3 separate regions of the Homo sapiens genome follow, and all the other regions are linked to region 1. Evidence: chromatin contacts called from ENCODE Hi-C or POLR2A ChIA-PET data. All regions are on one chromosome and are shown on one strand. The core of a region is the stretch at or near the end of the contact, and the rest is flanking DNA. Distances in the headings are between cores, read along the strand shown. Region 1 has its middle 22 kb from the start of IL1RAP. Region 2 has its middle 9.4 kb from the start of CLDN16. Region 3 overlaps IL1RAP (interleukin 1 receptor accessory protein).

Region 1 (3,695 bases), core at 734-3,233:
AATTAAAGTGTATTGAAAGAATTTCACCATTCAAGGGAGCTTACTAAAACTCTATTTTCCACATTTATGTAAAATAAATTATAGAATATATAGTATGTCAGATGCAATAAGTTTTATTGAGAAGAATAAGGTAAAAAAAAAAGAGAAAGTGCTGGGGATAGTGCAATTTTGTATATGGTCAGAGAAGGTCTACTTCAGAAGGTGACATTTGAACAAAGACTTAAATTAGGCAAGACAGTAAATCATGCAGTTAACTGGAGAAAGAGATTCCAGAAAGATAAAACAGCAACTGCAAGTGTCCTGAGGTAGGAGCAAACTCTTCCTGTTTGAGGAACAGCAAAGACGTCAGTGTGGCTGAAACGGAATGGACAAGGGGAGGAGGAGGAGTCGGTGAAGTGAGAGATACAGTGGTTGGCCAGAGATACAAAAGGTTGGCCTTTTAAGGTATTTTTTCTCATGCCTAAAGTGGGATAGGAAACTGCTGGAGGAATTTGGGCTGGGGATTACCGTAATCTGATCCATTTTTAATGGATCTCTTTGAGTGTTTGGGGAATCATTGACTGCAGGCAGAAAGGCAGAGCAGGGGACCAGTCACAAAGCCATTGCAACAATCTGGATGAGAAATGATGGTGGCTTGGGCTAAGGATTTAGAAGTAAAGTTTGCAAGGAACTCTTGACACTGGATGTATTTTAATTGTAGAGGCAATGGACTGCCCACCTATTACTTCTCACAGCCCCCCACACTCACCCCAGCCTCACCCAAACATTTTCAGGAACTGATGCTTCTGCCTGACTCCTTCCAGGTCTTTGCATGTAGGCCTCAGATAGCCTTCCTCTTTGTAACCTACTTAAAATAAACTCCCTTTCTCTTTGCTATTCTTTCTTAGCAACATGTTTATTTCTTATCACTATTTGTCATTTTGGCACTTCTGTTTTTTTTGTCTGTCTTTCCATCTACTCTATAGGCAGTATGAAATCAGGGACCAAATTTGTTTAGTCCAATAATTTACTCCAATTGCCTAATGCAGTACCTTAAACATAGTAGGTGCTCAACCAATACTTGATGTCTGTATTTATGAGTTTTTCCAATCATTATATCAATACCTACCTTGGGCAGGCCCTTGGTCTAAATTTCACACTCTTGCCCCAGATGCCTTGCTATGGATTCCACAGAGAAACACTGATAAATTTTTAACCTGTAGTAGCTGTTTCATCACTAGTCTCAATGATAGAAGCTCATTGAGTGGGTCTCTATTCTGCTCAACTGGAGTAAAAATAGGCACTGCTTAGCAACCAGCATTTTGTACTGTGCTTTCTCCTCTGAGAAAGGCAGAGCAATGCTAGGAAAGTCAGAGCAATGCTAGGACTCAAACAGTGAAGGGATTTAGGAATGGGTAAGTATATTAAAAAATTGGATAAAAGTGTTTTTGAGAAAAAGCTCCAAATGGTTGCTCCAGAAAGGGTGAGAACATAACATGCTAATGATGAAAGGATCCCCTCGGACAGAAAACCTTTGCATTTCCCAAATTAGATAGTGCACTCGGGTCATAGCACAGAAGGTTCTTAACATAAACCAAAATGGACTAATTGCGCACAAATGATTAAGCTTGATTCATTGTTCTTATAGCTATACTCACCAGTTGTGGAAATAAAGTTAAAACAAAACTAGAAAGTGGCTTTGTGTGTTAGTCTGTGGCTTTGGTTTTGATTTTTAATCCTAACCTGCCAGCCATTGTATCCAAACCTCAATTTTGTTTCTGCCACTCTCACTACACCTTTGTACAAATGTGGGAAAGTCCCTTTTGCTCAAGACTCACTTTTCTCAACTGTCAAGGAAGGTGATTCAGTGACCTCCAAAGCCACCTACAGATCTAAAAATAACCACCTGTCCAGACTGTCTGGATAAGCCCAAGTGGCCAGTAGCCTGGAGAGTCATGTGCCCAGCGTGGCTTTATCTGCAAGCTTGTTCCCATCCTCTGTCAGTACCAGGACACTGAATACACGGCTTCAACGCAGGTTGCCAATCACCTACAGCTTACCTGCTCCCTAGAGAGTTGCCTATTGTTTGCCCTGTAACTGCAGACCAGCTCTGGCCATCTTTGCTAACCTATGACAGAGGTCTGAATGCCTTCCAATTTTATCCCTTCTTTGGTACTCCCTCCACCCTAGAGTACCATACTTTCCCTATATCTGATAGTTACTCTTTTGTCATCATTAATAATTCTTTATATTCAGCTTCCTCTGTTTAACCAACTAAGTGTTTCCTATCTATCTTCTGATTAAACCTAGACTATTGGATCATTTGAATTAAGTTTGTAATACATTTCAACGGAGTTATTTATTAGAGAAAGGGTGAATCTCAATCATGGGGAAAAAGTAGCATCTTAGAGAATATTATACTTTGGAGAAGATAATTTTTAATAATCATTGATCTCAGACTCCTCCTAATTGACTTAATGAAGCAAGAAAGGAAAACTGACAAAGGCATAGCAACTAACTTTAAGGAGGAATTACGTAGCAACTTGAGTCGCTGAAAAGTGCGTATTCAATTTTGGTTTGAAATTCTGTCCCTTCTCCCCCTGTTTTGAATATTATGAATCCACTTGGAATTAAAATAGAAGAGTAGGAAATGTCAATACAATAGAGAGTAAAATTGTCCTGTTACGATCCTTAGGAAGTAATTGTCTGGAGAGGTCTATCCCTTAGGAGCTTGTATATTATCCATCTCAACTTGGAGGGAAGTCTCTGACGGGCGAGACAGGATTTTGTTTTATGCATAATTTGATTCAATGTTTTTGCTACTGGGTAAAAACAAATGAGATGATTTATAGCTACATAGTAAAGAACCACAAGATCTGTATAGGATTGAAGCTAAAGGCTGTAGTTTAACGGAACTAAATGAAAGTTGGGTCTTCAGTAGATTTATATTTCAAGACAAGTTCCTAAAATTTTACAGCTCTCCCCAAAGGAGAGAAGGTTTACTATTTTCTTAGCAAAAGTTATGTGTATTGCTTGTCTCTGCTGATTTCTCTTGGTGAAAGTAGAATCCTTAATGAATTTTCAGAGAGATTAATAAATACAGAGGATTTGTTTTCTTAATCTTGCTTTTTCCTAACAGCGCCTAAGGATCTGCCATGAGCTGTGCCTACAAAAAGCCATAAATCTGGTCAATTCATCTTGAAAAGATGAATCAAGTCAAGTGAGTGAGAAATAAATTAAAAAGGATGTTAGCTATAAAACAGCTTCCTGCATGATTCAATTTATCAGTTTGCAAATGTCAATAAGTGTCTTATACAGTATTATAAATAACCACAGACAATGTGACATGAGTTTACAAAAGCTATAAGCATATATTATCATCAGCACATAATCAAAAATAAGCTACCATATTAATATATATAATATATACACATATGCACATGTCTTAAATTCACTTTAAAAGATTTACAATAAACAATTACAGTATAATAGTAAAAGTATCTAATAATTATTGAGAGCATTCTACTTGTGAAGTACTGTAGTATTTTACTTATATTAGAGATTAAGTAACTCGTTTCAGGTCATACAGCTAAGAAAATTGGAATTGTTATATTGGAATCCTGCTGTGTCTGACTCCAGAACCATTTTTATGCACAACCAAGGCTGAAAGGAGACTGGAGATCATTTAGTGTACACCCTGTGTTGTTGGGTAAAAA
Region 2 (3,667 bases), core at 710-3,209, 110 kb after region 1:
ATGCTTTCTTCTTAACCCATGAATACTTCAGTCTCTCAACATATTTATGCAATTTCTTCTGCCTAAAATGCTTTTTTATTTTCCCTACCATTTATCATAATCCTAACCATCCCTCAGGAATAAATATTAACTTTGTGAAGCCCAAATTGATATCTTCAGTTACTCTCCTCTCTTTTTGTTGGACTTAGAATCAGTAACTGGATAGTTTAGTATGTCACAATTAAGCTTTCTATATATTTGATACCTCTAGATGATGTTTATTAGTCTATAACCAAAAAACAGAAGGAAGGAAGGAAGAAAGGAAGGAAGGAAGGGAGGGAAGGAAGAAAAGGAAGGAAGGGAGGAAGGAAGGAAGGGAGGGAAGGAAGAAAAGGAAGGAAGGGAGGAAGGAAGGAAGGGAGGGAAGGAAGAAAAGGAAGGAAGGAAGAAAGGAAGGAATGGGATTCACCAAGTAGAGAATATGTCAGGCTTAGGTCAGCCACTTAGTAACTATAGATTAATAGAATGCCACTCAAGAAGCTTGCAGGCAAATAGAAGTTTAGATAGATAGATAGATAGATAGATAGATAGATAGATAGACAGAGTTGATAGACATAGATAGATCAATCTAGGTCTACAATGTTGAAATACATGTTTCCACAAAATGTTATAGGACCATAAATGAGGAAATGATTAATGCCTCTGGAAACTCATTACAAAAAGCTTCATGGAAAAGATAATGGTTGATGTAGTTCTTAAATAATAAGAATTTCTTAGAAAAGAAGGGAGTGTTCCTAAAGGGAAACATCTTGAACAAAGACAAAGACTTGTGAATGTGCATCACTGTATTAAGAAATGTGTTCGTGAGAAGCATCTTATAAACAACTTAGGAGCAGGGATGCTTTCTTTTGCCTGTGCTTGTACATGCACAGCAATACCAAGTACAGTGAATGTATCATTGTAGATGACCACATGATGATGTTGTTTGTTTGTTTGTTTGTTGAAGCCCAATGAGAATAAAGATTGTGTGACTAGCTTTATTAAATTCTGGGTTTTAATACATATATGTTGAGTGAATTAATAAATGAACAAATGAATTCTATGTGCCATACATTGTGCTAGGCACCAGAAATTCATCAGTGAACAAGATATTCTAGTTGGGGGAGGGTATCCAATAGTATTTAGGCTCTCGATAGATTTTTGCTATCTTTCTATCAGATGAGATATTTTACTGTGAGCATTCTAAAGAGATCCTTCTAAGGTGACCCTGTAATAGTGTAGTTTATTTTGGAATACATTTTACATTCAAGAGGCTAATCATTTTAATAGAAAAATGGACTGGAATTATAGAAACTTGGTTTCAGTCCAAGGTACACTTCAGAATTTTTTAGCTTATATTGTATTGAAATGAAGGAGGTGAAACTTTGACAATTGTTCAGTTGATCTGACCATTATAGAAAGCCAATCTATGTAACTGAGGCTCAACAACAACAAATCAAGTACGTTTCTTTGCTTACGCCTCAAATTTTCAAAGGTCTATAGCCCAGTTTTTGAAGAATTAATGGAAATAACTATCATTATTCCTCATTTTAATCATATTCAATTGGAGTATATAAACATTTGTATTTATTTTTATTTTGTACTACAAGACATAATTAGAAAGGCATCATATCACCATTTTATAGATGACGAAAATGAGGACTATATATTAAGTGACTTATTCAACCTGACACAGCTAGAAAGTGGCAGAATTGGAGTTTGGATCCAAGACAAGCAAAGTAGAACACAGGCAAACGTCCAGTGGAAATTACAAAAGCCAATGTAGATGAGTCAGGGAGATGGAAGTCCTCCCAAGGAGAGTGAGGCCTACTCAAAACTGGCACTTATTCAGGAACAAGTTTCCATTTCACCTGTTACTTGTCCAAACCCTTACTCATCAAGATCCGACAGCAGGACTCATACGTAAGAACTCATCTACCATTGAATAGGATGGAATCAGGGCCTGGCACCCATGATATTTGGACTGCCATCCTGGTTTCATGAAAGCTCTCTGCTGAAACGATGAAGCAAGTCACTTCATTCCCTTGAATTTATCAGTGAAGTAGTTTCAATCATGAGTGATCATGAGTGATCAGCCCTCAGGGAAGCATCACTCATGAAAGGTAGAAGGTTCTATTGTACTGTATATCCTGTTCTCTACATGTGTGAAAACCTTGTGAGTTTTACCCTCCTTTAGAAAGAACTTCTCTCATTTTTGTCTCTTATCTCTCGTCTGCTGATTCTACCTACTGAGACCCTCCTTCATCTTCAAGGATCTTCTCAATTGCTGTCTTCTTGTAAGTGCATTGTGAGCCCTCATTCATACGTGACCTTTTCTTTGAATTATTATTAGCTCTTTGCTTGTTGTAATAATAATTATATAAGAGGTAGTCACTATTATAAGCATGTGTTTAATGGACAAGGAAACAGATGATTGGGGTGGTAACTTATCCCAGTTTTTCCAGTAAGTAAATAATGGAGCCAGGATTTAAACCCAGGTTTGACTGACTCCAGAGAACATGGTCCTAAATAACACTATGCAATATAGACTTCTACTTTGTTATCCCCATATCTTTCTCTGCTAGATTTCTGGAAACTCCTAGTTAAAACTAGAAAGGAGTTTGGAGATACTCTTGTTCAGGAATTCCTTTTACAGATGAATAAATAAGGTTGCAGGCAAGTATTTTCCCAGGATGACAGCTGTTAACGAGAAACCTAAGACTCAAACCTTCTTTACACTTTTAGCTCTACCTGTAAGATTCATAAGGGCAGAGAGGGTGCCCGCTCACCCTCTTATCACTCGCAGAATTTACACACACATCTTGCTCTTAGCAAGGGCTTAAAGAACTATATTTCACTGGAATTTTTTGGCAACCAAAGATCACTAATCAGAAAACAGAGATTTTAGAGCTTTTCATAGTGATTAATAACATACATTGAATACAAACCAGTAACTGTTACTTATTTTCACATCTAAGGAGACTTTAAACAGAGAATCTCAAAATACAGAGTTGTTTTGCTTTGTTTTGTTTTGTTTTACCAGGGACAAAGCTCAACTAAACTTATTTGCAGAGATGAAACTAACGGAGACCCAAATGGAACCCAAGAGTACAAACTCTTATGATAGAAGGATGATGACCATGTGACCTCCATTTTTAGTAAAATGTTTCAACCCAAGAACTTAAACAGAAGTGAAAAAAAAAGTTATTTGGATATCAAATGCATTAGCAGCAGCATTTGCTTGGTGCTTCCTTTACCACATTCCTATCTTTTTAAAGATTCTCATCAATAGCAGAAAAAACTGCAAAGTATGCAGCACAATATGCAGATCTTTCCCAAGCTGGTTCTTCTTTTCCTCTCTAGATTCACTTCTTATGCATCCCTAATATGTACCCTGTTTTCTTGCGGTTCTGAAATGCATACAGTTCCTTTGAACCCAGTAACATTTTCTCTGGCATCCAAAAAAGGCTCTTCCCGTTGCCTGGAAGATTTCTGTCCTTCTCCTTTCCTCACTCCTTCAGCACTTAACTAGCTTCTCTGCCTCTGTCTAGACTCAGGTTTCATCATCCGATAGTTAGTTGATTCTAAAGCCTGTTTGATCACCAGAGTCACCTGGGAATTGCTATTAAACATCAGATGCCCAGATAAA
Region 3 (3,626 bases), core at 10-2,509, 130 kb before region 1:
ATCAAATTCTGGGCATCCTATGTTGATAGTAAAGCAAAGTTACAGTTTTGAAATAATGACTAAGGAAACTTGAGCAACTGCAAGACCTGCTATTTAGAAAGCAATTCTTTTTCTTTTTATAATATTTCTTCACTGATTATATTAATTTGGGACTCCAGTCACTCCGTCTGATAATCTAGGCCCCAATTTAGATGTCTGATTGGCATTTTTAATCACCCTGTTGTTTCCCTGTATCAGATATTTCCAAACTGTTTTGCATTTTTCTTTTATTACTTTTTTTTTTTTTTGAGATAGGGTCTCATCAGTCTGTGACCCAGGCTGGAGTGCAGTGGCGTGATCTCAGCTCATTGCAACCTCAGTCTTCTGGGTTCAAGCACTTCTCCTGCCTCAGTCTCCTGAGAAGCTGGGAGTACAGGTGCGCGCCACCATGCCTGGCTAATTTTTGTAATTTTGGTACAGATGGGGTTACACCATCCTGTCCAGGCTGGTCTTGAACTCCTGACCTCGTGATCCGCCTGCCTGGGCCTCCCAAAGTGTTAGCATTACAGGCATGAGCCACCAACTTTATCCCATTTTTATAACTGAGTATCACAGATTTCAGAAACTAAAAATAAAATATCTTCATGGGCCTGATCAAGATCTAGGAATGTATTTCTGCTCCTAATTCACATTTGCATATAACTGTTGACATTTAAAATTGAGAAATTGAACTATCTCAGTCCACAACTATCTCATTCAACATATCTAGAATCCTGTTTCAAATTCTCAGTCTCACTATTTGGCTAAATTATTACTTTTTGCTGTTTTTGAGAAAAAAAATCAATACACTATCTGTGACAAAAATATATGTTGAACATTTACTTTTAGAAAAGCTTTTGTTTTTCTTTTAAATATCAATAAGTCACCTATGACAAAAAGATTAGGTTATCTCTAAGGCTTTTTACATCTTTAAATTTCTGGGAGTCTACTACTAGCTTGTAACTTCAATTTTTTTTATTCACATATTTCATCTTTAATGTTTGTATGATTAAGGTTTTCTTCAATTCCTGGAGCATGTACTTTGAAATATGACAGTTACATTGAGGCACATTTTGTAATGCTTTGTCACAGGAAATGTGTATTTTAAGAACAGCATTGAACTTCCATTTCATGGAAAAGATCATCAAGAGGAAGCTACTATAAGCTTGGGTAACGTATTTTTTTCAACGCAGCTTCTCCTGTAAGATAAGCAATACTTGTAGACACTTGTCAGGTCAGCAAACGATTTCAATATCCTTAGGATATCACAAAGGATAAGGTCTCAAAGGCCTGTATTCTTATAAGTTTATGTCAGATTTGGTTTGAATTGAGTTTACAGTATCAATAGAACTATTTTATTTTTGTGGTACTTTTCATTTAAACAGTTCAAAGGTATTTCCCCCTCATTTGTTAGCTTAGCTATTCTGAAACTCCTGTGAAGTAGACAGATCAGACTAAATACGCTGTAATTTTATAGACGGAAAAAATGAGACAGAGATATTCTAGATAACACAGTAGAGAGCTGAAATTCAGTTTTCCAGAAAGCCGAATAACGGTCTTTCATCAGCTTCTTAACTAAGAATGAATACCTCTCCTCAGCAGTGAGTTGAGGCTATAAAAAATTATACTGAGACATGCACTTAACATATACTCTGTCTCGTCTGATCCTTATTCCAAACATGTAAAGTTTGTAATGCTTTTACCTCCGTTTTATAGATGAATGAACAAGGCCTAGAAACGTTAAGTAACTGTCAATGTCATACCACCAGACAGTGTTAAAGCTGGAATTTGAATTCAGATCTACTTGTTTCAAAGTCCTTGCTTTTAATTTCACCTGATAGTGTCTCTTCATTCCATATAGCAGCCCTGAACCTGTGCCATCCCTGGAGCCAGCCTGAGTGAAAAGCGTGATGTGGCTCTATCACTTAAAACAGGCTAATTCCTGCAATCAGTGGTAAACTGAGGAAGCACACTTTTGAGGATGAGAAGTCAATTATTTTTACTGAACTTGTCAACAGTATTTCCTTAAGAATGTGATGAAAGAAACTTTTTATAGCTGTTTCAAAGCTATTAGGCCTAAAACATTTTAGAAATAAAGGGAATATTTTACATTCTAATACGTGTGTGAGGGTAATTCAGGGCATTGTTACACTACAAATGTCTATGAACATTAACCTGCTGTGTGTCTGGTTAGCTCTCTCTTTCTTATCAGCAACTCTGTCTCTAGACCCTTCACAACACATGTACCTGAGACACATAGGATAATTTTAAACATAATAAACTGTTGATAAAAATAAAACCTGAAAATGTTATAATGATTTCAAAACCATTTATTTGGAATCCAGAAGAAAACAAACATAAAAAAAGATTTAGATTCTCCAAGAATAGGAAACTTGCTTTAAAATATAAGAAATGAGTGAACAGTAAGTGAATTTCCACAATAAAGCAAACACTTGTCTGACTAGAAGACAAACAATCCTAGTTGACCCATTAGTTCCTCATTCTGAATTCAAAAGAGAGAAGTTAAATAGAAGAGCGATTTTTCAACCATGCTATGGTTGCTGTGGCAACCGACCACAACATATAGGTAAAGAACAACACAAGAAATGACTTTGGGATCTTTCAACTGAAACGAATCATGTGGGGAGGGGAAGGGTGCAGTGGAGGAATGTCATGATGAAGTAAGAACAAGTGTTTCCATTCAAGAAACCAACAATGTGTAAAGAACTGTGTGAAGGCACCAAAATGGAAATGATACAATTCTAACTTATAGTTATTCATGGTCTAATGAAGGATTGCAACAAACACAATAAAAGGCATTTAGGGTCAAGGGAGTATGAAATAAAAACAAAACAACTTAGAAAAACTTAATGAAGAAAGATTTGGGCTGGTTCTTAAATGATAAGAATATTAACATCTGTTGAGGAAGAAGGTAGACATGGGAAGTAGACACTTCAGGCACAGGAAAAAGCGTGAAGAACTCACCTGTATTGTCTTAATTTTTTTCCCTGACTGTTAGTACTTAAACTACATTATTATAATGCTCTGTTTTCATGCAGAGTTCCTCCTTTGGAAAATTAACTTGTATGAGGGACAGTGGGGTTTTTAAGTTCCATATCTGCGTGGTCGGAAACTTGCTCAATACTTGGTGCTTGGTAAATGCTCGACACGTTAGTGTTGCCTGATCAAAGGTATGAATGAGAGAAGCCAAGACCCAAAAGGCATGGAGCTGAGGGCTCATCGAGTGTATAAGTGCTGATGAGTATTTGGAATATAAGACATTGGATGGTGGGTTGTAGGATGGAAAGGGAAAGTAGATGTAAAGATACAAAGAGTTTAATTGAGATACAAGGTTTGAACTGTTAGTAGTATCTACTGAAGTTTTTGCATTCAAGATAAAGTTGGTATAAAACACATACTTTGCTATGAAGTCTTAGAAGAGTTAGATAAACTAGTCACTTCCAATTAACAGAATTAAGTCATGCAATGATTACACAACAAATATTTACAAAGTCCCTCCTATGGGCCAGGCACTGGGTTAGGAGCTGGCTATACAATTGCCAGAAAAAAAAAAACCACAAATGGTGCTTATTCTCTGGAATTTTACA

What was found. A loop is a pair of places that touch in the nucleus more often than their neighbours do. ChIA-PET counts read pairs that join two places held with the same protein, here RNA polymerase II (POLR2A). Pooled maps may share reads with other maps.
Region 2: a loop to region 1 is called in a map of gastrocnemius medialis, with 3 times the contacts of the local background. The contact joins two enhancer-like sites. A Hi-C loop is called at or near these places in 1 of 168 maps with a recorded cell type or tissue (gastrocnemius medialis). POLR2A ChIA-PET finds 5 or more read pairs at or near these places in 2 of 52 experiments (activated CD4-positive, alpha-beta T cell and activated T-cell).
Region 3: a pooled map shows a loop between it and region 1 (15-fold over the local background). The contact joins two enhancer-like sites. A Hi-C loop is called at or near these places in 10 of 50 pooled maps. POLR2A ChIA-PET finds 5 or more read pairs at or near these places in 2 of 52 experiments (BJ and activated CD4-positive, alpha-beta memory T cell).

What each region holds. Positions count from the first base shown.
Region 1 is chr3:190,489,926-190,493,620 of GRCh38, reverse strand. No RefSeq gene overlaps it. Among named protein-coding and RNA genes, the nearest start is that of IL1RAP, 22 kb to the left of the region's middle. Within about 2 kb of position 1,983, at least 4 of the 41 ENCODE cell types and tissues checked have a DNase peak (open chromatin) inside an H3K27ac peak, as active enhancers do.
Region 2 is chr3:190,376,888-190,380,554 of GRCh38, reverse strand. It overlaps a transcript of CLDN16 not described here. Among named protein-coding and RNA genes, the nearest start is that of CLDN16, 9.4 kb to the left of the region's middle. Within about 2 kb of position 1,959, at least 3 of the 41 ENCODE cell types and tissues checked have a DNase peak (open chromatin) inside an H3K27ac peak, as active enhancers do.
Region 3 is chr3:190,616,389-190,620,014 of GRCh38, reverse strand. All of the region lies in intron 5 of IL1RAP (interleukin 1 receptor accessory protein), which reads right to left. Among named protein-coding and RNA genes, the nearest start is that of LINC02013, 81 kb to the left of the region's middle. Within about 2 kb of position 1,259, at least 2 of the 41 ENCODE cell types and tissues checked have a DNase peak (open chromatin) inside an H3K27ac peak, as active enhancers do.